Regions from separate parts of the Mus musculus genome. Here all the other regions are linked to region 3. A link is a loop called in an ENCODE intact Hi-C map of the cell type or tissue named here. Cell type or tissue: left cerebral cortex. All regions are shown on one strand.

Region 1 (8,000 bases), 160 kb before region 3:
TTCTCTTTGATTTCCCAAGAATCCCCCACCCCACCCCCTACCCTGTAGATTCAAAACATTGCCTGACCACCAATCATTAGAATAGTTTCACAATAATTGAAGACTGCCTTACTCAGGGTTTCTATTCCTGTACAAACCTCATGGCCAAGAAACAAGTTGGGGAGGAAAGGGTTTATTCAGCTTACACTTCCACATTGCTGTTCATCACTAAAGGAAGTCAGGACTGGACCTTAAGCAGACCCGAAAGCAAGAGCTGATGCAGAGGCCATGGAGGGATGTTACTTACTGGCTTGCTTTCCCGGGCTTGCTCAGTTTGCTTTCTTATAGAACCCAGGACTTCCAGCCCAGGGATGGCACCACCCACAACGGGTCCTCCCCACTTGATCACTAATTGAGAAGATACCTTACATCTGGGTCTCATAGAGGCATTTCCTCAAAGGAGGCTCCTTCCTCTGTGTCAAGTTGAGACACAAAACCAGCCAGGACAAGAACTCTCCTGTTTCAGTTTTCTTGGTCATTCATTTTTCTTCCTTCCTCATGCTGCTGCCTGCTAATGGCATCCCTCTGGACTTCAATATGCCAAATCTTCCCCCAATTGGTACAGCCATCATCATCAGTCTGCTGAGGAGTTCTGCTGGACCTTTCCTTTTCCTTCTTCCTAGGATGCCATTTTGTGTACCTTGCATTGGCTTTGCTCCTCTGCCTTTGGGTAATATTCCTGTGGACCCACCGGGCTTTGATTGATCCCTTGACATCTTCAACTGTTCTCAAGGGTTCTGTCTTTTTCTAACTAACTCTTGGACAATAGTCCTCTTTCTTTTCCGGTGGCTGCAGAAGTTTCACCTATCGTAAACAGTTTTGCTCAAAACTATACTCAAAATTAGGATACTCAAATGCTCTTAGCCTGGCAGTAGCCCTTTGGCCACAGAACCCAAAAAGGAGTCACACTTTTGGTCCTTATGAACCCAAAATCATCAGCAACAATCCTTACTCAACTCTGAAAAGGACTATGCTCTTCATGTGACCCAGCAACAGGTCTGGAAGTTAGCCTTTAATGCAATCTCCAGATTATGTTGTGATTCAGTTTGGACAAAACTATCTTCTCCTGGTTTTCATTTTCTTACCTGCTATATTGTCTTCCATAGAAGCTGATGGTGCCCAGGCAACTTCTTCTGGATTTTTGTCCTCTTCCCACAACCTTGATGCCTTTTCCATTCCCTTTCATTGGAAATGAATTCTGTGCTTAACTTCTCTTGGAACTCTTGCTTTGGAATGATCCACTTTTCCATGGTAATGACTCAATGATGGGCCTTCTGAATTGGCTTTTTCTTGGGTCATCCCTTTGGCTTGACTATACCAGCCACAGCCTTTATTCTAGTCCTTTCTCCTTAAGTTGAATGAAGCCAAACTCCTAGCGGGTAGCGCTGGGGCCTCCTGGGCTCTCCTGGCAGGTAGTGCTGGGGCCTCCTTAGCTCTGGTACTGTTTCTCTTGCTGCTATTTTGGTGTCTTTTGCCATCTGGTGCTGTGACTTTTTGTTTCATCTAGCTTGCTGATGCTACCTCACAAGTCTTTGTGATTCAGTACTTTCTGCAAAGATAGATAGCTTTCCTGGAGTGATTTCCTCATCTGTCACTTCCTCTCAAATTTTGCAGAGTTTCCCTCTTTATTTATGTCACAGTGACAATGTCCTTACTTTGGGCCCACATTAGTTGTTGACTACTCCTCCTCTTCCTCCTCCTCCTTCCATTGACACAGCTGCTTTCTGGTTTCTTCTTCATAAGGGCACCTGATCTTTTCCAAATAGTTCTGACAATCCAAAATAACTAACCATTTCCCTGGTGCTTGGGTCTCATTCCTTGGTTGGTACTTTCTTCTTAGTGTAAATCCTCCCCCATTTATCTGCTGTCCTTACAACACTGTATGACTGGTTCTAGAATCCTTATTTTAACTCATAGAAATGCTGTCTTCTCCAAAAGTGATAGCCTCATCTAGCAGTCATTGTAAGGAGTTACCAAATCTTAACTCATTTCCATTAACAAAAAAAATTGGACTTCCAATATTGCTTCAAAAAATCATTCTAATAAGGATTTTAAATATCCGAAGAGGCTTGTGTTTTAGAGCCTGGATCTCTGTGTGCCTGTTGGAAAGAAGCAAACCTTTATGATGTGAAGCTTAATGGGAGTCTTCTAGCCTTTGAGAGTGACCCTTAAAAGAGGGTGATTGACAAAACGTGTGGGATTTGAGTCCCTTTCTTTTCTTGTACCATACCCTGGGGGGCGGGGAACAACTTTATGTTCTCACCATCTTTATCCATAATAGACCTCTTCATCTCAGGCCCTAAAGAAATAAGACTGTGTTTTCTAAATCTAGAAATCACGCTCATGTAATCTTTGCCTCTCTTTATGTTGATCATACCTCAGGTATTCATAATAGTGATGCAAAACCGACTAACACAAATAGAGATGCCCATATTATTAAATTAGAAGTATGTGACTTGTGAGAAACACTGAGTCGTCTGTAATTCCTGCTCCCTAAGTTATTAGTAGTATGAAACATCATTGGAAAGCTACAAAATCAAATCAGACATTAGTGGGGCGAAATATACTTTGGATGTTCAAATAGCAATTCCGTTTCCCTCATATTGATGCATTCCCCCAATGACCCAATAAAAGGCATTGCATGCTTTGGGATTACGATTCAAACAACTTGTTCAAATGCTTCTCTCATTTCTGTATTGAGTTATGAGCTCCTCTACATTTCTAGCAGCTGGGTACTCTTCAACGGGTAAAATTATCCATATTTACCTTTCCTTTCCCCTTCCAGCATGAGGTGTGGAATTCTTCCTCGGCAAATATCAAATGAAATATGAGAGAAATGTATGTAAATACCATGGCCATCAAAGTCTATTGCAGTAGTTACCAATGATACAAAGCAAGTATGTTATACTACCCATTAATTGACAGATACCAGAATCCCAGTCTCTGCCAAAACAAGATGAAGAACGTCATGGACTCATCTCAAATGCCTTATGAACCAGGACCACTTCCTCTGGCCTCTTACCAGTACTAGATAGAGCATCCACTCCACTCTGAACTGCTGCAGCCATGAACATGGGTCCTTCTTCCTGGAGCTAGAACCAGAGGTTTCCTTTTCAGGAGGAGCATGCCTTAGGGATTTCTCGGCCACCCCACATACCTGCTGTTCAAGCTATATTCTGGATGAGTGGGAACGAGTGTTAAGTTTATACAGCTTTCCTGGATAGCCGCCTCCTGAAGGATGTGGGCTATGCCTTGGACATGGCTTTGAGGAAATCCTGAAACTTTGTTCTTCCCTGGCTTGGAAGATGGCGTTTCACCTAGGTCATTAGGTTGAGGCTGAGAGGACCTGCTTCTCTTGTTCGAAGCAAAGGTGAATGCCTCCCAAAAGAAGGATATTGCTCAAAGAAGCTTCTCAGCACTCTACCCAAAGGCTCAACACTCTACCCAAAGGGACTTATTTAATTTGGAACAGAATGTGGAGAAGCTCAGACCTAAGGATGCTCTTGAGAGTAGTGGATGCAGCCGAGAAACGTAATTGACAAGAAGCTCGTGGACTGAATGAATACAACTGGAAAGGAAAAGGTAATCTGACCTCTATTGTCAGATGATATGACCTTATGTATAGAAAAGTCTGAGGAATCCACCAAAAGATATCCAGAAATATTGTGTGAGCTCAGCACGGTAGCAGATGTAGGAGTAATGCGCCCAAAGTCATTTGTAGTATTTTTGCATCATAATATGTACCTGAAATGAACAACTGAAAGTTAAATTAAGAAGACAATTCCTTTTGCAATCACATAAAACAATGTAGAAGGATAAATTTAGCAAAAATGTACTCTGATATATATGTATGTATGTATGTATGTATGTATGTATATATATATAGATATATATAGATATAGATACACACATATGACCTCTCTGAGTGGAGGCATTTCCCAAACAATTAGAAAGCAAACAATTTATTTAAACACTAAGCCTGTATGGCAAGTTATTAGAATCTTTGTCTAAGAAATAGTTTTGTATCTTCATGTGTGTTGAAGTTTTGAGTACCAGTGTTTATGGTAAGGTCATGCTTACACACTGGTATAAGTTAGAAAACCTGGAGGTTTTGTGGAAACACAGTGCTGACCGCTATCTATCCCTAGAAGTTTTTCTTAAACAACCTAAGGGTAAGTGGTCATATTTAAATTTCTAGTCACTTGCCAGGAAACATTAAAGAATTTTGAGAACAGCAAAAAGAGATGAACTGGTGGAGGACTAGAACTGCAACCTGGAATCATTCGTAAAATTAGTCTTTTCTCAGTTCTCATTCTTACCCACCATCATCAAGGTCAGGCCACTCGGCTGTAGTGAGGTGGAGTAAATGGCTTCTCACAACGCCACCTGAATCACTGTGTAATAGCACAAGCAAACGGGCAACTGTGTCTTGTAGTGCTACTGAATGGTTCCTTATTAGTCCTCCCCCAAACTCTGACCTGGTGTCCAATGGTTTCAGACTGAACACTTGTAAGAAAGAGAAGAGCCTAAGCTGTCACCACCCATTAATCACTTCACAATTAATGTATATTCAAATTCCAGATCTCAGACCCCATCCTGGGAAAGAGACCAGTGCTCAGAGGGGGCCAGTCCTGAGCCATGTTCTATCTCTCACATCTGCCGGTCTCTGATGATTACATAGTTGGTCTTTGACCTTTTCATCTGATTTAGCCTGAGTTACTTTGATTCCAGACTATTTGGTCTGGGGATTTCGAGGGTCTAAGAAGGCTTATTGACTATTTTCTTTTGGATTATGCCACATATGTTAAAAGTCACTGAGCAATGATATCTAAAAAAAAAAAAATGTCATTTGCTAGCGGAAGGGAAGAACAATATTTGATTCTTGTGTTTCAGGCCAGAAATGGAAGAGAACAGGGAACAGGATGGACTTTAGAAAGCAGTGTTGATAAGCTATTGTTATTAATAATTAAATATTCCTAATCTGGCTCTTCCTGACGCTTCTAAAATGTGAGTAAAGACATTTCATTGCCAGGCTATGGTGCTATAAATGGAGAGGAGTGTCCAAGTCAACGTGTACAGATTACCAAATGCTGCCTTGCTCAAGACTGATTCAAGACCATGAAACAGAATCATGGTAGGTATGTTCACAGTCCTGTGCATAAGCATCTTTAACACTCTTCATCAAAACATGTATCTTTCAATATTCTGCACTCATCTCAGTCCCTACATCTAACAGTCTTACTTGGGGGGAAGGGATGCCCCTTTTACATTCAGAAACATCTGGGCATCATTCTAGAAAATTGGATGGGGTGTTTTTAGTGAATGATGGTGGGTAAGGATGAGAACACAGCGGAGAACAAGCCTCTTACATGCACAGTGACTTAGTAAAACTGGAAGAAACTCTCTACCCATTCTCATAACAACATCACTCTGTTTCTTCTTCAGACATCATTTTCTGAACCAGACAAGCATTTATGTTTAGATCCTTCAGCCAGCAAAATATTACAATCAAATAAAAAGTCATGAAGTTATTACAGGCAATAAGAAATATATTTGCCTGCCAGTATAATTACAATTCAAAGCCTACTCAAAGTCCTCTTGTTTCTGTGGCATTGTCTCCTCTTATAATTGGGAATTAAGGTTCTAAATTGTATATAACATGACACCTTTAGAAGAAATGGCGTGAGCAAGTGTGACAAAGGAGAACACATTGATGCAAACTATAAAAATCGCACCCTAGGCCCATTGGACTTGCAAACTTTATATACCCCAGTACAGGGGAACCCCAGGGCCAAAAAGGGGGAGTGGGTGGGTAGGGGTTGGGGGGGTGGGTATGGTGGACTTTTGGGATAGCATTGAAAATGTAAACGAGGAAAATACCTAATAAAAAAAATTCAGATTAAAAAAATCGCACCCTGGATATACTTTTCCCTTAAATAACCTCCCCGCTAAGAAAGAAATCATCGAGGCTAATATTAGCAATATAGAATTTCAATGAAGTAGAACTGATCGTCTCTTCATTTTAAATAACACAATAGTTATTGGATGGCAATCACTTATAACAATAACACAAGGGGATACTGTTGCCCAAAGGTCCCCATGTATGTCATAGCTTAATAATCTCTTTTAAGCATTAATGACATTAATTTCTGGGTAGTTTGATGAGGTTCCATTAGCTCCTACATGCCATGGAATATAACCTCTATCTGAACAACTCTATAAAGGTTTTTTAAAAAAAACAGAGTTGATGAGATTTATTCAGAGATCATAGCTAAAGTATTGTGCTTACTATGTTATCTTGATTTAAAATGAGGGCTTCTAGGGTCTGGAGGGATTCACCATTGCTTAAGATCTCCGGCAGCTTCTTCTGAGGACCAGTGTTTGGCTCTCAGCACTGAATGGTGATTTACGACCACCTGCAATTCCATTTTCAGGAAATCAACGCCCTCTTCTGGCCTCTTCAAGTTATTGCATGCATAACTTGAAGAAGCACAGACACACACACACACATAACTAAAATAATATAAAATAAACTCTAAATTTTCCATTGAAATCCGTTGTTCAGAGAGCATTATATTCCCCTGCTGTCACATGTCCTTAGGAGAGGAATATTTCTGTCTGCTTGGGGTAGTGTCTGTCATACTCTCCCCCCTTTTGTTATAAAAGCCATCAGTCTGAAGAAACGCTAGATTGTGAAGAAACCTTCTATGTATTGTTAACACAGATAAAACACAACTTCCTGAATGGTGATTTGCAACAATCAGCAAGAATGGCTTCGGAGTTGAAGAGCTAAATAAGTCTGTCAGATCAGAAATCTAAGAGACAGGGAATCAAACATCATTAGTTTAAGAAAGCAGTAGCTTTGATTTTAGGCTGTACAGCAGTATCAGAACTGGTGCAGGACATAACACAATTGGTCAGAAAACAAGAAGTGGTATAGAAGATAATAAAAGACACATAAGACACTTTCAAGTATGAAATGTAAAACTTATTTATGCTATTTAAGTCAGAATATTCTTATTTATTCTTCCCCAAGTATCTCTTTCTGGTTTGTTTTGTTTTATTTTTTTATTTATTTATTTTCTACTTATTCACTTTACATCCTGCTCACTGTCCCCCTCCCAGTCACCCCTCTCACAATCCTTCCCCTTTACCTCCTTCCCTGCTCCTCTGAGTAGGAGGGGGCCCTCTGAGTATTCCCCCACCCTGGCATATCAAGTCTCCATGAAGCTTGGTGCTTCTTCTCCCACTGAGGCCAGACAAATGTAGCCCAGCTAGAAGAACATATCCCATGTATAGGCAACGGCTTTTGGAATAGTCTCCACTTCAGTTCTTCTGGACCCACATGAAGATGAAGCTGCACATCTGTTTCATATGTGCGGAGAGGCCTAGGTCCAGCCCATGTATGTTCCCCAAACATCTCTTAGTGTTGGCAAAAATGCATCATAGTGGCGAGTAATCTCTATTCAAGACCAGTTTGAAATCATACTCAGAAAGTTTTACTAAGAACAGTACCCATGAATCCTCTCTTGACTCTTTTTTTTCTTTTTTTTTAATTTATTTTTTACACTCCATATTCCATTCCCTGCCCCCCACCCCCCCATATCCATCCTCCGACTGCTCCATGCTCCACATCCCACACCTCTTCCCCAACCCATCCCATCTCCACATGGATGCCCCCACCCCCAACCTCACCTGACCTCTAAACTCCCTGGGGCCTCCAGTCTCTTGAGAGTTAGGTGTATCATCTCTGAATGAACACAGACACGGAAGTACTCTACTGTATGTGTGTTGGGGGCCTCATATCAGCTGGTGTATGCTGCCTATTTGGTAGTCCAGTGTTTGAGAGATCTCAGGGGTCCAGATTAATTGAGACTGCTGGTCCTCCTACAGGATCGCCCCTCTCCTCAGCTTCTTTCAACCTTCCCTAACTCAACAACAGGGGTCAGCTGCTCTGTTCA
Region 2 (8,000 bases), 200 kb before region 3:
GTAAGGATTAAATGATCTATTACTTGTAAGCCAGTCCTGTTTTGGGAACAGCAGTAGGGTCTGAGAAACTCTAGAATGGCTAGAATCTTGTTATCACAGGGTTAACGGGTTAAGAGTGGCAGTGTCATGCCCACTTCATTAAGTATCTCAATAGGGAGATCTGAAGATTTGGATTGGATACTGTTTTAATGTGTCCACCAACTATTCCTACGCTGGATTCCTGGTTCCCCAGTATGTTGGTCTTAAGATACGGTAGGGCCTACTAGAAGATAAGTCATGATAAAAGATCATTAGGAAGTTGCACGCATCAGCAAAGATTCGGGCAGTTCTGTTGGGGCCCTGGTTAATTCTCATGAGAGAACTTCTATAAAAGAGCAAGCCAGACACTCCTCAGAGTCTGGTCCTGCCTTACCAAATTCTCTCTTGTTTCTTAAGCACAGCTGTTGTAATGCCATGGGCCTTGGGACACAGGCAAGATCGCCATGCTTTTGAGCTTTCAAAAAACCTCTTTACCTTATTTATTTCTCAGCCTCATAATTTTCTTATAACAACAGAAAACTAACATGCACTGAGGTAGAAGTAAAAAAATGCTAGAAAGGAAGTTAGACATCACTCAAGAATTTTTCCTTTTAAAAAATTGAGAATTTCATATATATGTGTGTGTGTGTGTGTGTGTGTGTGTGTGTGTGTGTGTGTAGAGAGAGAGAGAGAGAGAGAGAGAGAGAGAGAGAGAGATTATTTTATATAGCACACACATATATAATTTTCTGAAGTCTTCTAATTCTTTAAATAAGGCCCCCTTATCTCTTTATCATATCAATTATCTACCTATCCATCCATGTATCATCATCTATCATCTATCTATATCATCTTCTATGTATCTCCTCTCTCTATGTATCTATTTATCTTTATATATCTATTTATCTATGAATTACCTATGTATCTATCACCTACCTATTATCTATCTATCTATCTATCTATCTATCATCTATCTATCTATCTATCTATCTATCATCTACCTAAATCATGTATCATTTTATTTGTACTGCTGTTTCTGTCCTTGTGGAAAAGCCTAAATACTAATTTATTTCCATAAACAACCTAAATTTCCCTTTTCTGAATAAAACAATAAACTGACACCTTATAAAGATTACAAGGTGAATATTTGGGGGAGGCCAGTATTTCTTCTATTATACACTATGTCAAAAGCTTTGATACATGCCCAAGAGCATGAAGTGCTTCCCACAACCAGGGTGTTGCCCTCCTAATGAGACTTAGAGCCTAAAATCTCCCTGAAGCCCCTGAAGCTTTTTTTAACTTACAAGGTAGTAGAGGGCAGGATGGAAGGCAAACTTTCAAAGAACCAGAACAGCTGAGGCTGGGCTAAAAAGTCTCCTGATTCAGAAAGAGGTTGGTTCAAATGTCAAGAGAAAGACTGTCCTTTGATTCACAACTGTTTATGTCCCTGGCTATGCAGAAGAGCATGGTCCGAGTGTTGTCTAGCAATTTCCTCCACGATAAAACATCCCATTTGAAGGGAAACTTACTAAGGTGCACAGAGAAAAGAAGCATACCTTAGCAAGGATGCTCTTTAATCTCAGAGAGCAAACACGTAAAGACTTCAGGAAGTCCCTAAAACTGATTAGCGTCACTAGGCTCCACCTTTCATGCCTATATAAGCAGAAAGGACTGCTGGGAGACTCTCCCAGACCAGGTGTGCTCCCTTGAAGAGACAAAGATGAGAGAACTTCTTGGAGGAGGCTCAGATCACTTGAGCTGCCTGAGTCTCTCCAACCTGCTCAGCTTTCTACAGGTTGTATTATGAGCTCCGGGTCTCTGTCTTTCATGGGTCATCACACATGCAGGATGGGTCAGCTTACTGAGAGTGTGTTGAGTCACCTCAGCTTCTGTAAGTACCTCTTCACCAGTATCCCTGCAAGTAGCCCCAATAAAACACTGACCAAGTTGGTCTTTGGCGGTGTCCTTATTTTCATCCATCATTTGTTTCCCCACTTGGTGTAGCTACATGTTTGCTCATATCTCCCCAGGAATGTCACACAACACTGAGGTTGACTTAGAACACGTCAACTTACTGGCTAGCTGAGTCCTACTAAAGTTGCCAGAAAGGTTTGACAACTATCACAACTGCAAGTCAGACTACAGAAGTTCCTTTCCCAGCTGGGAGCCTGGGAATCAGAAAGGCACAACATTTATGAAGTAAATGTCACTAGCTTCCACTTCAAGCATTCTTTTCGAATAGAAACCATGAAACGTGGCAGGGAAATATGGCCTAGGCTCCAAATAAGAGAAGGGTCGCCAGTAGCAAATGTGGGTGACCTAGACACTAGGGTGATGGTCAGACAGGGTTGTTCACCTCATTCTGACAGAGCTGAGGGGAGATTAACAAGTAACTGACCTCTGGGCAGTAAAGCTGTGCCTCATGGGAATCTGGGTTACCAATCCGGAAGCTACTTTGTACCTACTGTAGGTGGCCAGGTAAGAAACATACACCATGGGTTATGAATGTCCGGCTTCATACACTCAGAGGACAGAGTCACACATTGGGGAAAGCTGACATCCAGAAGGAATCCTAGAGTGTTTGGCTGAAATTGTAAATACCAGAGTAAGAATCCAAATGTTTAAAAGCAAGTATTAGTATTCAGTGGGGGTTAAAATTAAATGTAAAAGGAGTAAGAGCAGATAGAAAATTGTCCTTTAGACTATCACAGAAGAGACCCAACCGCATATCTTAAAATCTTAAAGCTGGGCATCTTCAGACTCCCAGCAGATCTCCTCAGGAAAATAATTAACTTCAAAGAAAATTGTGTAGCTTGAGAGTGGAGAGCTTCAGAAGTCACCAATAAGTAACCAAGACTAATGCCAATAACATGAAGGGCCACCCCATTATAGGCCCCATTACTATACTTCTGTAGTGTCTGTTGGTAATGTATTACCCAAATCTCTTCACAAGAAAACAGCAGACAAAGCCAAACTCAAGAGATAATCTACCAAAAACAAACAAACAAACAAACAAACAAAACAAAACAGAACAAAACAAAACAACAGCACTCAATAGAAGTCTGGAGAAACAGGAAACTACCAAGGTTCTGCTATGCACTGGAGACAGAGACAAGACAACTAAACACAAGATGGGATCTTAGATTGGATCCTGGAACAAAGACAACAAAAAGCTGGGAAAATCTTAAGTGCAGACAAACAGCTATTGTTTGGTGACTAGGAACATGGAGGTATTCACCCCTCCTTCTGGTCACTGTCCAAGGGTCAGGCTAGATGTTAACAGGAATCAGAACAAGCATGGGCAGATCTTTCCATGTTGTTCTTGCAAGTTTTCTGTAAATCTAAAACTATAGTGTTAAAAGGATCCCAAGGGATCCAGAGGAGAAGAAGAAGAAGAAAAAAAATGAGGCAATATGACTTGAAAGAGAACTTCCAGAAAGGCATATTAACTGATTAATAGATACATAGTAACTGATAAATCTAAACATAGTAAAAACGTTTTAAATGAATCAACTAGAAATGTCAGAACTAAAGAACACCGAGATCTGGGCTGCAGAGAGGGCTCAGCTGGTCCAGGCACTTGTAAGCTACCCCTTCCAGCCTGAGTTCCCACCTGGACTCCCACAAAGTGGCAGAGAACTGGTTCCTGAGCATTGTCCTCTGACCTCCCAACCCACGGGGCACAGTCAGGCACACAGAAAAACAAACAAGAAACAAATAACATTTAAGAGAGCGCTGACAGTTCAAAGTAGGACCCTTTTATAATTGTGCCGCCGCTAGGTGGAGCAGGTGGAGGGATACCTGTGCGACTCGTTTCCTAGGACGTTCTGATAACAGCCACGTTTGGGAACTACTCATTGAATGAACATTATGATAAACGTCACTAAACGTGGAGTATGATGAGGGATCCTAAGGTTGCTGCTGCGTTTGAGGATTTTGATTGCGTTCAGCCGCGTGGAAAGGGCACAGCACAACACAGAAGATGATGGCGGCGGCGGCTGGAGCCAGAGGATCTGTCTTTCAGTGTTCCTCTGCTTTCTCTCTCACCAGAGGCCACCCTTGAGCATATCCCGGTCTCCATGAACAAGAACACTGCTTCTGCCCAGTGAAACCCTTCACAAAGTCTAAGGCTCTTCATAGGAAAAAGTTGTGGGGAGCTGGTCACATAGGTCTCCTCTGTTCAGCACATACTGAAATTTCAGATTAACAGAACAGCAACCACGGCCAGCTAGGAAAAGCTGAAATTACAGAGGCACTGCTTGCCTTCAGTCTCATGGCCTGGCCAATGGCAGTTCCCAAGCAGCCCTCTGCGGGAATGGCATCATGGATCTGACATACTCAATCCCTCATTAACATTGACACTGCACTGAGCCCTTCTGTGAACACAATCACCATGTTGGCTGTTTTACATACATTGCCTCATATAATCTTCGTGGCAATTCTCCACATTGGTATTGATTTTTCTAGAGGGGGATTGAGACTTACAGATAGCCCCCCCCCCCAATTTATACTTACACACTTTAAAAAAATTAATATATTTATTTGTTTACTTACATCCCAACGGCAGTTTTCCCTTCCTCCTCTCCTCCTAGTCCTTTCCCCACACCAAGATGACACTTCAATTCTGGAAAAACAACAACAACAACAATTTAACAAATTAATCCCATTACACAGCATGTAAGCAATTAGCTATCCTTCAAACTCACAGTTTGGTTCATGCTGGCTTGAATCTTTGATTTTTTTTTTTTTTTTTTGAATTACAAAAAGCTAACAGCTACCCTCCTTCTATATGGAACTTTTTTTTTTCATAAAGGGTGTTTCCAAAAGTACCTAAAAGCAAATTTTATAAACCTCCTTTTTAAACAGCCACCACTTATGTAAGTAATAAGTAGTATATATGCATATACCTAAGGTAGACCCTGAGGCTTAATGCCATCCGGTTAGTTCCCACCTCTCTACACTGCTGCACTGGGAGTAAAGGTTTCAACACACGCTTGTGGAAGGACAGCTTGGCACCATAGCAACAAAACATTATCCTCCCCCCCCCCCATAAAACACCTATATTATTCATCCTATAGTACAGCGGAGCCCTCCATGTTCCAGTGGAAGGATTTCTGGATAAGAAGCACATGGGTTCGGTTTACACAGTTAAGTTCTTTCCTGACAGATGCCATCGCTGACCATCCTTAAATACAGAAATGCAGGTAGAGTTTGGGTGTGCTAATTGCACACATGAGCCAGTATATTTCTCTCACTGCTACATTCCACATGGAGAACAGCTGTGACCTGACAGCTTTTGCAAAAATGTATTCAGGTACAGTAGCAGCGAACTGTATCCAGATGCCTACATGCTGCTCTATGTCTGAAAGGAAGCTGGGAGTCAGAAACCAACAGCCATCAGATGTGTCTCACCTTCAGATAAATATTTCATGCTCACAATAACTTTTTCCAAATGCAGCTTGACTTTCAAGTACACTGACACTTGTCCAGGCAGCGATCTGCACAAAACACAAAGGCCAAGGGAACAGCATTTTAATTTAATCACAGGCCCTGTGAATATTCTCCCTCTGTGGGAAAACCAGGGCCTTTGGTACAGAATAGTAATTACAGCCAGTAGATGGCATCTAAAAGCTAGGATAATATTTCAGATCTATATTTAACCCCAGACTTGCTCATTTCCAAAGGTTGACCCTCTAGCGTTAGTCATATTGAATCAATTTTAATTTTCAACCCTATTCACACCAGAGTTGAACTTAAGATTTTTTTCAACCAATAAACTCTTATCACTTTTACTGCTCACATAGTGCTGCTGCAGTAAGCAGACTAACACAATACTACTACACAGTAAGCAGGTTAATGTGGGTTCTCCGAGCAGCTATCATTTAAAACATTAACCATTGAACAAAGGCTTGTCAAGTATCCTTGGTGTTGCCTGATTGAATAAACCAAACTGATAAATCTTGGACCAGGACCAAAAGATATAATGAGTCTCACACCAAACACCCTTCAACTTGGATAAATTCCAGGGGAGTCAACTGAGTTTAAAAGTTTCACAAACAATTATATTACTGAATAGGGCACAGCAGAGAGAGAGAGAGAGAGAGAGAGAGAGAGAGAGAGAGAGAGAGAGAGAGAGACAGAGAGACAGAGAGAGAGAGACAGAGACACAGAGACAGAGACACAGAGACAGACAGAGACACAGACAGAGAGAAGCCAATAGATTGAGTTCTGTTCCATGCAGCTCAATTTGCTTTTGAGTTGCCTGTATTTAGCTATCTGCAATTACAACAAATGAAAGTCATTAAAGACATATTTATTTTCTTACACAACCTCAACAGGCCTCGCCACATATATATAATATTTTTGGAATGCTGTCCACAGTTAAGAGACTGGATATTTTAAAGAGACATTAGCCTTTAAACAAGTGTTACAAGATTTAAGGATGATGAAGTTTTAAAAGTTGTGCTGTATTTTGTATCGTGATATTAACATGACCCCAAGGGGATGCAAAACAAAGAAAAGGTATGGTTTTCAGAGTGATGTCTTTGTCAAATTGACAAGGGTCAATAGTGCTGATCAGTTTTGATCAACTAGATTCAACTGAGAAACTCTCTCCATCAGACTGGTATGCGGGCCTATCTATGGGAAGTTTTTATGGACTGTTGTACAATCCCTGGGCAGGTAGGCCTGGGCTGTATAAAATGACACCTGGGTGTGAGCAAGCAACTTTCTTAGAAGAGCCATCCCTGCCTCTACTGCTTGAGTTCCTCTGTGACTTCCTCAGTGATGGGAAGGATGAGATGTGTGACCCACTCCTCAACCAAAATGAGGCAGACTCCAGGCTCACTTGTCCCGGCTCTGCAACACCCATCAAGAATCAAAGATCTCAATTATGGATCATTAATGTATCTTGGGACAGTTTCTAGGTGTTTCTGTATGTTTTGGTAGATGACTTGTTGACACACTGATTGCATAAATGAAATAGCACTCGTGTGAAAGCAATGAACAAATGTCTGGGGTAGGGTGGGGGGCAAAGAAAGGGAGAGAACCAAGCCAGAGACCTGGTTCTTTAATCATGAGCCACAGAAGAGTCAAATCCCGTGTCATCCTGCAGTAAACGTTACATCAACACTTCATCTGATATTTATAGTATAACAGCAGCCCTGCTGTCTGGGTCCACCAGACATTTCTTCATCCCTCATTCCATCTTCCTACCACATTCTCACTTTCACATCACTCTAAGGTATTTTCTGGTGCTAGTGGCAGACAACGGACCAGAGAATGCTGCTACAACCAGAAGTTTAGAGCATACGACAAACACAGCATCCTTCCAGATCCTGGTGAACCTGCACTATGTCTTATAGATGGGAAGATTACCATTCTATTTCATCCAAGGACGATGGACTGGCTGATACATGGATGCGAGATTCTTCTGTTCTACCCGAGGATGCTTCAGCTAGATACAAGGACTCAGTTCACAAAGAACCTTATAAAAAGACAAAAGCACGTGCAGTGGATATTTCATTAAATGTCGTGCATGCACATGAAATCTTCACGAAGGATAAAGCTCAGAGATTACCGATGCTTGGTATTTTCGTACGTCTCTAAAACATAGAATAAATGAATGTGTGAATGAATAACAGAAAGAGATATGTTTCTGAACCAGAATATTGAAATCTAGAAGTATTACTAGGAAAGATACTAGAGTCGGTAGAAGTTCACAGATGGCTAGGGTCCCTCCAAAGAGCGTCTTCTCAGATTCATGGTTTCTCTAGGACCAAGCTCTTGTTATCAGGGCTGGTCTTAGGCTTTTGTGTGTTTTAGAGGTCCCTCCTCAAAGAACATGTGTGGCTTCTTCTGTGGGGGGAAGTTCAAGCCAAATGGCAACCCCAACATACCTGTTCTTTTTGTTTTCGAGACAGTGACTTGCTCTGTCATTCAGATGCATTGGATGTAGCATGTAGCCCAGGATAGCCTTAAAC
Region 3 (8,000 bases):
GTTACAGAAAAGAAAGAAAAGTTCCCCTGAGCAAGAACTACCAATCACATCCATGATAGTTCCAAAGCATCCGGCAGAAATGTCCTAGCACCCGTCCAGGGTGTCAGCATAGCAATGCACGACGGTGTAACCACCTGAACCCTGCTTCATCTTCTGCTATATCAGATGTTGCCCTGTTGATTAAGTAAACCTGGACTCCAGTTTGCAAACCACACCTTCATTCTGTTGGTTGTCTTACTCAATTCAGGTCAAAGTGCAAGTCTCTAAAGGAACAGTAGACCCAGGTTGCTGAAAGATCTCCATGTGAATGCTTTACAGCCTGGTGACAGTAAATACTCACTGTGGGTAGCAAGGGAGTGTTCTTGATCCCAGGGAGGACTCACTGGGGCCTGTTGAAACAAACTCTTTACTGTAAATTTAGGGAATCATTGTTACACAGTAGCATTGTTTCAAAGTAGCATTAGCCAATATTTGACAGGAAGTCAACATGAGGGGGTACCAATTTCCCCTAATGCAGCCCCCCACTAAGCTCCTAGTGTCTGAGTTCATTAATTACCGTTTCTATCACTTCCAGGCACAGAGTATTTCATGTGTGCACATTCTAGTTACACTCAACAATGTTACACCTGCACTCTCAGGCATAGACATTTCCCTAATGGACCATTAACTGTGCTATTTGGGCAGTTAATTTTGAAATGTTTCAAAACTGATAGGCACTTGGCAATGTAGCACATTCTCACAGAGACACCCAAGAGTCAGACATTTCTGGTTGATTGGATAGTTCTTCAGATTTGTGCCATTTATACATACACACACACACACACACACACACACACACACACACACACACTATCCCTGGGAAGGCTGTACCAAATCAGCTTTCCAAAAAGCTCTAAGCTCTACTCCAGGAACAGCTAAGAGGCAGAGTGCAAAGTGCAAGAGGGATGTACTTGAATGGCCTAGGCAGATTGTGCAGGTGCATGGGGGTTAGGTGTCCAGGGTAGATGTAGAGCCAAAACCCAGCAGATAATATACCCACTGTTAACCCACAAAGGCCTAAGGAGTCATATATAATACAGGCTGTGTAAACACATTGACATGGGGCATGGGTTTGCAGGCTGGGACCCTGTAAGCCAAAGGCAGGATCTTAAAAGCAAGAAGTTGACATAATTTGTCTTCAGGCCAAATATGAGGGTAGGTGCTGGGACCCCGAGGAGGAAGAACAACAACAGCACTATTCTGTTTGGGAGTGAAACTTACACAGGGCATCCCCAAACCAATTTCAGGCCTCATCCCTTGACTCCTTGCTACAATGGTTTTAAGTCTTTCCAGAAATTGCAAAACTGCAATGGCACAGTCAGAGAACACTTTACTTGTTCAAACGCTTGAATACGGGAAGGGGCATCACTCACAAACCCTTTCCTTCCTATTGTCTTTACAAACATAGAATTGTGTGTGCACTTGTGTGTCTGGGTATGTGGATCCCTCCTTGCAAAGACTGCTGGCTAGCAAGCCCCAAGGAAGCCTGGCATTAAGACTTTGCGAGCGCTCCCTGTTCCAAGGCCGAAGTAGGGCGGAGCCGAACATGGGGTCCGCCCAGGAGCAGGGCACAGCCAACTAGCGCACCCGGGGGGCGGGTCAGTTGAAGCTGAGCGGCACGGGTAGTCGCAGGCGCCCCGAAGCGCGCTGCAGGTGGCAAGTTGGAGGCGCTGCCGCCACCGCTGCAAGAGAAGCCCGGGTCTGGCAACCTCTTGCAGCCACCGTGAGCCCTTTCCCGCCGCTGAGTCCGAGCTCAGACCCGGAAAAAGCAGAAGGGAACAGCCGCTGTTCAGGGACTAGGAGCAGCGCTCCGGCTGCGTGCCCTTGCGCTACTTTGTTTTCTCCGAGGAAGGTTGCGCCTGGGGGCTGGGAACAGGTTCGGAAAGGAATCTAGAGCAAGGCTTCTGCTATCCAGGTGAGCACCTTTCCACCCGAGTGTCCCCTCTTTCCTTGCGGCAGGGGCCAGTGCAGTGCGCCGGTTTTACCCCATGGGCAGTGGCCGGGGCTCCTGCCCTTGGCTGAGGTCGATCCCTGAGAAGCCGGAAAGGGGCTATGATGGCTGGGCTGAAGGCTACCTGCTAGCGCCCTTCTGGAATGCGTAGGTTCTACGAAGCGAACGCTCGGGGTCGAGAGACCAGCAGAAAGGTGTTCTGGGGATAGCCTGCGGGCTTGCACTCTAGCCAGACTCGGCCCCCAGTTCGCCGCGTTGAAGCCGCAGCGACAGTGGGGCGCGGCTCCCCAGAGATCGCTTTCCCCCGCGACCTAGTGCGCTGGACCCGGGGAGCTCGCGAATCTCTGTCCCTAGGAGCCAGAGGCTCTAGAGGACGTCATCCCTCTCTGCTCAGGCAACTCCTCCTCCTCCCTCTCGCCTCCACCCCTCGGCATTGGCTGCCTAGCCAGCGGATTCGGAGGATTTGGAGATTCCGTGCCAGTGCCAACGCGCGCAGTGGTGGCTGCTGTCACTCTGCTCTCTGCCTTTGCAGGAGTTGGGGCGCTTGGGGATCGGACTCCCTGGCCCCCGCCTCCAGATTGTGAGCCTGGCTAGTTCTCTGCGAAGACTCGCTTTCCAGTACCCTCCGTGTTCCCTCCTCCCTGATACCCAAACCTTTTGCCCAAAGAGGGAATTTTAGAGCTTAGATCTTGCCTATCTTGGGTGGAATTGAGAAACCTCATAAGAAGGTGCTAGCCTTGGAGCTGACGGCCAGAACCTTCGTTTCCACCTCAGCACTTCAGACCAGCATGAGTGGTCAGGGACTTGACCTCCGAGTTCCAGGCTCCCTGAACGGCAGAGATAAGAGGCAGAATGAGAGGGTATGCTTGCTTTCGTGTGTGTGTGTGTGTGTGTGTGTGTGTGTGTGTGTGTGTGTGTGTGTGTGTGTGTTTTCTCTCGCACCCAAGTGTGTGTCCGCCGCCCTTTGCAGCCAACTGCAATGAGATACTCCAGCCAGTTGACGGGTATCTCAGCAACGTGGGGCTTCATGCTCCTCTCGCTCTTGAAGCGGTCCCCTCCATCTAAGCTTGTCCAGGGATGAAAATGTTATGGTTGGAGACTGCGCGATGAGGGGTGCAGGCTTTCGTGAGGCTAATTGGGCTGTTTTTCAAAATGCAGGGGAGCTCTCCTGGCCAGGCATTTCATCTTCAGGGGATCGGGCTATCAGGACCTCAGCTGGGGGTAGAAGGGGGTTGACTTGGCTCCCAGGAGGGCGTCGCGTCACCAGGAAGGCAGAGTTCAAGGGTCAGAACTCCCTAGGGCGCACCCTGCTTCAAAGCAGGAAAGCCAGGGGCGCTTGGGCCGAGCACTTAGCATGCTCAGCTGCAGGAGGTGCCCGGGCAGAGCTGCACTGGGTTGACTGGGGGACTCCTGGAGCTGGGATCTGTGAGCAGAAACACCAGTCTGAGGGCCGAGTCTGGTTCTGGGGTACCCGAGTCTCAGGCAAAGTTGAGAACCAGGTTTATACCTCTTGGTGGCTGCCCCTGCGGCTTTAAGAGCTGCAGCCGCGCGGTGCATTTGACTGGAGCCGCCTCTGGTGGTTTTTGCTTTTCCTTCTGCAGAAGGGAAGATGACAGGGTTTTCACTGGCCTGGATCTTCTTCCGGGAAAGTGTGGGTCCCCATGGTGAACTCTCCCTGGGAGCAAAGGGCAACCCCCGAAAGACACTCAAGGGCATGGGCATCTATGACCTCACGTGTAGCTGAATCGAGACAGGGCAGGTCAAGGGTTGCCAGGGGAAATAAGGTCAACCCAACCCAGAGGAGAGGTCGGATCCAGCCTTGGGCTCTCTCCTAAGCACACTTGGTGTTTAATATACACCCTGCCTCACAGACACTGGGCTAGTCGATCACACGGGTAATTCTCTCTGAAGTGCATTGGATTACTACTGGGCCGCAAGAGGACTGAAATCCACAAAACGAATGAAAGTAGAAAGGACTGTAAATCCCTGATCTGATTGCGATTTAAATCTAAATTCTATTTGAATACAAACAGACTCTATAATCTAGTAGCACAGGTCCATGTGGGGGCCCCCTACCCTGCATTTCTTATGACAGTAGAGAATAGGTTAAAATTTGCACAGGCCAGGTTGGAAAACTACTGTCTAGGAGAACGGGGAAGGTTGGGAGCCGGGTGAGTAAGATTTGAAATAGGAGAGATTTCAGCTCAGACTGGGATTTAGGTCTCTCCCTTACCTTGCTGTTCATAAGCATTTCTGAGTTGCTTCCTGTGCAGTTCAGACCTAAGCGACACAGCCATTAGACCAGGCTACCTGTCCTTTTGCTGGGGACTTGGGAATGGGCATTCTTTGTGCTGAGAAGCAGAAAAGCTATACTTATACCTTGACATATCCGTCTAGAAGACGGTGCTTTTCCTTTCACTGAGACACAAGCTGTCAAAAGTGGGGCTCTTCCACATACAATCGGGTGTCTACGCAACACATGAGAACTGATACTCGGAATGAAAACCACTGTCCTGGAAAGACGTGTAGTAATTTCTAGGATCAACTCCAGATTTGATCACTATTGAAATCATTTTAAACTCTTGATAACAATTATTTTTTGAGGACTTCCAGGCACTATCCAGTTACAGATATTTTAAAAATCTGGCATTGGTGAAATTGATTCAAACGAGAAGGCACATAGGCAATGACATCATATGGGTGGGGAGGGACCCCAGATGATGTAGCTGCTTAATCTCTGGGAAAATCTAGTGCCATCTGTGTTGGTTTGATGGAGAATAGCCTCCACAGGCTCATATGTTTGAATGCTTGGTCCCAATTGGTAGAAGTGTTTGGGAAGGACTAAGAGGTGTGGCTTGTTGGAGGAGGTTGGTCACTAGAGTTGGAGCTTTGAGGTGTCAGAAGACTGGGACATTCCCAGTGGGGCCCTCTGCGCCCCAGTCTACTTGCAGATTAAGATGTGAGCTCTCAGCTGCTCCTCTTGCCATCATGGACTCTGACCCTTGGAAACAGTTATCCCAACGAAACAGTTTTCTTCTATAAATGGTCCTTGTTACAGTGCTAAGCCACAGATTAGAAAAGTAACTAATGCAAAAATCCCCACTCCCCTGTTTCTCCAAGATAAAACCTATAGGTTCTTCATTTTAGCCCAGCCCCAAACAGTTCACTCTCTTTACAATATGCTACACGATAGCACACATTTTTTTTTCTGAAAATGCAAAAAGAAACTTTTAAAAAAAGATCAACAACAAAAGCAGGGTGTGATTTGTGTGGGATTTTTTTTAAAGTGAGGGCAGGCTGGCTGTGAATGGTTCATTAAAAAAAAAGATCCAGAGAGTGAGATGAGTCACAGTCCAGTCCAGACAGCCACTTCCTCATCTACAAGGAGAATAATAATCCCCTACATCTCTGTAAGAATTAATTTGCAACTCCAGAGCTCTCCGAGACACTTAGGAGAGAAGTGTGAGATGGAGCAAATGAGAATAAAGGGTTCTCTGATTCAGAGATGGCTTACCAAGGCCAGAACCACCATTGGAAAGACGGGACTTCTGCAAATACGTCATGACCTCACCCAGATGTGGAAGTAAAAGAATTGATCTTACAGAAGTAGAAAGTAGCAGAGTGGTCAGGAAGGAGAGGAAGGAGGATTGGTCAACAGGTACAAAAATGCAGTTCTCCCAGGGACTCACCTTCTAGAGTTCTATGACCCAGTAGGATGAGCACAGTTAAAAATGAGCTGTTGTGTGTTTCAAAATAGTAAGAGACAACTGTGAATGCTCCCAACACAAAGACATGATGAGTCTTTGAGGTGGTGAATATGTCGATTACTCTGCTTTATCTAATTGCTTATTGTAAGCATGCATTGACATATCATACTCTGCACCGTAGATATGCCCAGTCATGAGCTGTCACTTTAAATATAGACAAATAAATGGATGAAAATATGACTTCATTGAAAAGATCCTAGCTAATGAGACTACAGATTTTGAAAGGCACTGAACCTAATCTTCACAATTGAGATGGAAAAATCTACATAGTGAAGAGGCAGAGTTTATGACCTGTCATCTCACCAGGTCACCCTAGTGACCAAGGAAAAGGAAAGCATTTGTTTTGGCTTAAGGCTGGTTGTATAAAAATCTCTGAACATTTTATTCAGAGAAGTTTAGTGATTTGATGGTGTTACATAAAAGGAAAGATAGATGCATGTCCAGAATGTGTCCTGAAAAGCTAAATATGTCACAGCCTGCAGCTAATGCAAGGGACAGTGTCCTGTGCAAAGAAGTGAAGACATAGAGTTGAAAAAAGCCTGTCTTAGGATGCCGTGTCATGAGGAGGGAGGGAAGGAAGGAAGGAAGGAGGGAGGGAGGGAGGGAGGGAGGGAGGGAGGGAGGGAGGGAACAGATAACTCAGTGAAATTCAATGGTGATCCAGTCAGATGGCACTGAGCATGACTGAGAACCACTCTGGGCATTTTAGGCAAGTAGGATTCAGGCAAAGGGTTGATTACCAGTCCTTCACACTGAGAGTTCTGGAAACAGAGAGATAAATAGATGATAGATAGATAGATAGATAGATAGATAGATAGATAGATAGATAGACAGACAGAGAGGCAGAGAATTTATTTCCTGTCTGTCTGAGGTATGGTAGGTATGTCAATAAGCCTAATTCTATTTTTAAAAAATAAAATAAAAAAAGAGTGATCTGGAATTTGGACTCCTCGTTCCTGCCATGGGTTCATTCTATGTATCTAAGACCTCAGAGTCCCCATCTGTAATGAGTGTACAAAGAGGCTTTGGGAGAACTCAGTAACACACACACACACACACACACACACACACACAGTGCCACATCTAGCTTTGCCCTTGGCCTTCAGGGTAGCTCCCCAGAAATAGGTTCTCTGACTTCCAGAAGAGGAAGAGGCTCTTGGCTGGGTGAATGACTTCCAGCTCTGGATTGTAACAATTTGACTTCTGTTATAAATGTAGCCTCACTTGCTCCTCTGGGTTCCAAGTGCACGTTCCATCTGGGTGTCCCACCGCCACCTCAATCTAAGCAAAGACTAGACATCGCATTCTCTCTACAACCACCTCAAAACCTCCAAGTCCCTAGTCACCGGAGATAGAGACTGGTCTTCGTCTTTCAAGGCTTCCTTTCCGTGCTCTGCTCCCTGATAAGAACACACGACAGAATGTCAGGGCTGGGTGGCAAGGGCAGCTACTCCCAGTTCTCCCAGTTCCAAGGCCATTGGCCTCTGTCTACTCCATTGCTCCTGCTTAGACCGCAACGATATCACTCTAGATCACATCGGCTCTCGGTTCTGACCATACTGCTCCTTGCCTCCAAACTCCTCCTACTTCTTAGCCTTGTCCCCAGCATCCTGGACCTAAGGCAATCCCTATGCGTTGCTGTGTTTCTTTCCTGTTTCATTTTCATGACTGTGTCTCCTTCATTCCATCTTGTCCATTTTGAGCACCTATCAGTTTTCTAGATCAAATCCAAGCACTGCCACCCATGTGAAGTTTCCCATCTACAAGAAAGTACAAGTTTCACTTCTCCCATCTTTCCTTGGCTCTGCCCTTAACAGTGCTTTTGTTCCTTGCTGTACTTTATTGATTAGAGAGCTGAAGTTCTATGTCACCAATCAGTGCCTAATCATAAGTGTCCCTCATAAGTTCCCCCTTGAGTAAATGATGTCCAGAGATACTTTAGAAGAGGTGGTCACAAAAGAGGGACGCGAAGTGCCCTACTTAAGTTGAGTCAGAAGGCGGAAGAAGGATCCAGCCCCCATGAGCAAATCCTGATAGACAGGAGCCATTATATAGAAACTTCAAAAACTATCCTCTACCTCGTTTGTCTAATTACATGGATAATTTAAGCTTTCAGAAGCAGGAAGAATCTCTTCATTGTACAGATGAGAGGATAGCCATGTGAGCACCATAGCGCTTTTAAAAGCAGAATAGATGCTGTGGTTATAAAAAGAGAAATAGGAGCATAAGAATATGTTCTATGG

The links. A loop is a pair of places that touch in the nucleus more often than their neighbours do. Peaks named below come from ENCODE experiments on the same cell type or tissue, not always from the same donor. Only the 100,000 strongest peaks of a DNase experiment are listed, where the experiment ranks them.
Region 1: it touches region 3 in a loop (9-fold over the local background); 2 of 42 quality-filtered maps call a loop at or near these places.
Region 2: it touches region 3 in a loop (3-fold over the local background); 3 of 42 quality-filtered maps call a loop at or near these places.

Annotation. Positions count from the first base shown.
Region 1 is chr17:68,915,221-68,923,220 of GRCm38, forward strand. No RefSeq gene overlaps it. Among named protein-coding and RNA genes, the nearest start is that of Gm36392, 45 kb to the left of the region's middle. In left cerebral cortex, a CTCF peak has its summit at 6,489 (motif pointing left); DNase peaks (open chromatin) are centred at 1,524 and 3,211; H3K27ac peaks cover 313 bases.
Region 2 is chr17:68,878,031-68,886,030 of GRCm38, forward strand. No RefSeq gene overlaps it. Among named protein-coding and RNA genes, the nearest start is that of Gm36392, 7.8 kb to the left of the region's middle. In left cerebral cortex, CTCF peaks have their summits at 3,788 (motif pointing right), 3,988 and 5,640 (motif pointing right); DNase peaks (open chromatin) are centred at 3,855, 4,008 and 5,577; H3K4me3 peaks cover 384 bases.
Region 3 is chr17:69,074,042-69,082,041 of GRCm38, forward strand. It overlaps a transcript of Epb41l3 not described here. Among named protein-coding and RNA genes, the nearest start is that of Epb41l3, 81 kb to the right of the region's middle. In left cerebral cortex, CTCF peaks have their summits at 1,734 and 3,566; DNase peaks (open chromatin) are centred at 1,638, 2,432, 3,425 and 5,313; H3K4me3 peaks cover 2,553 bases; H3K27ac peaks cover 1,150 bases.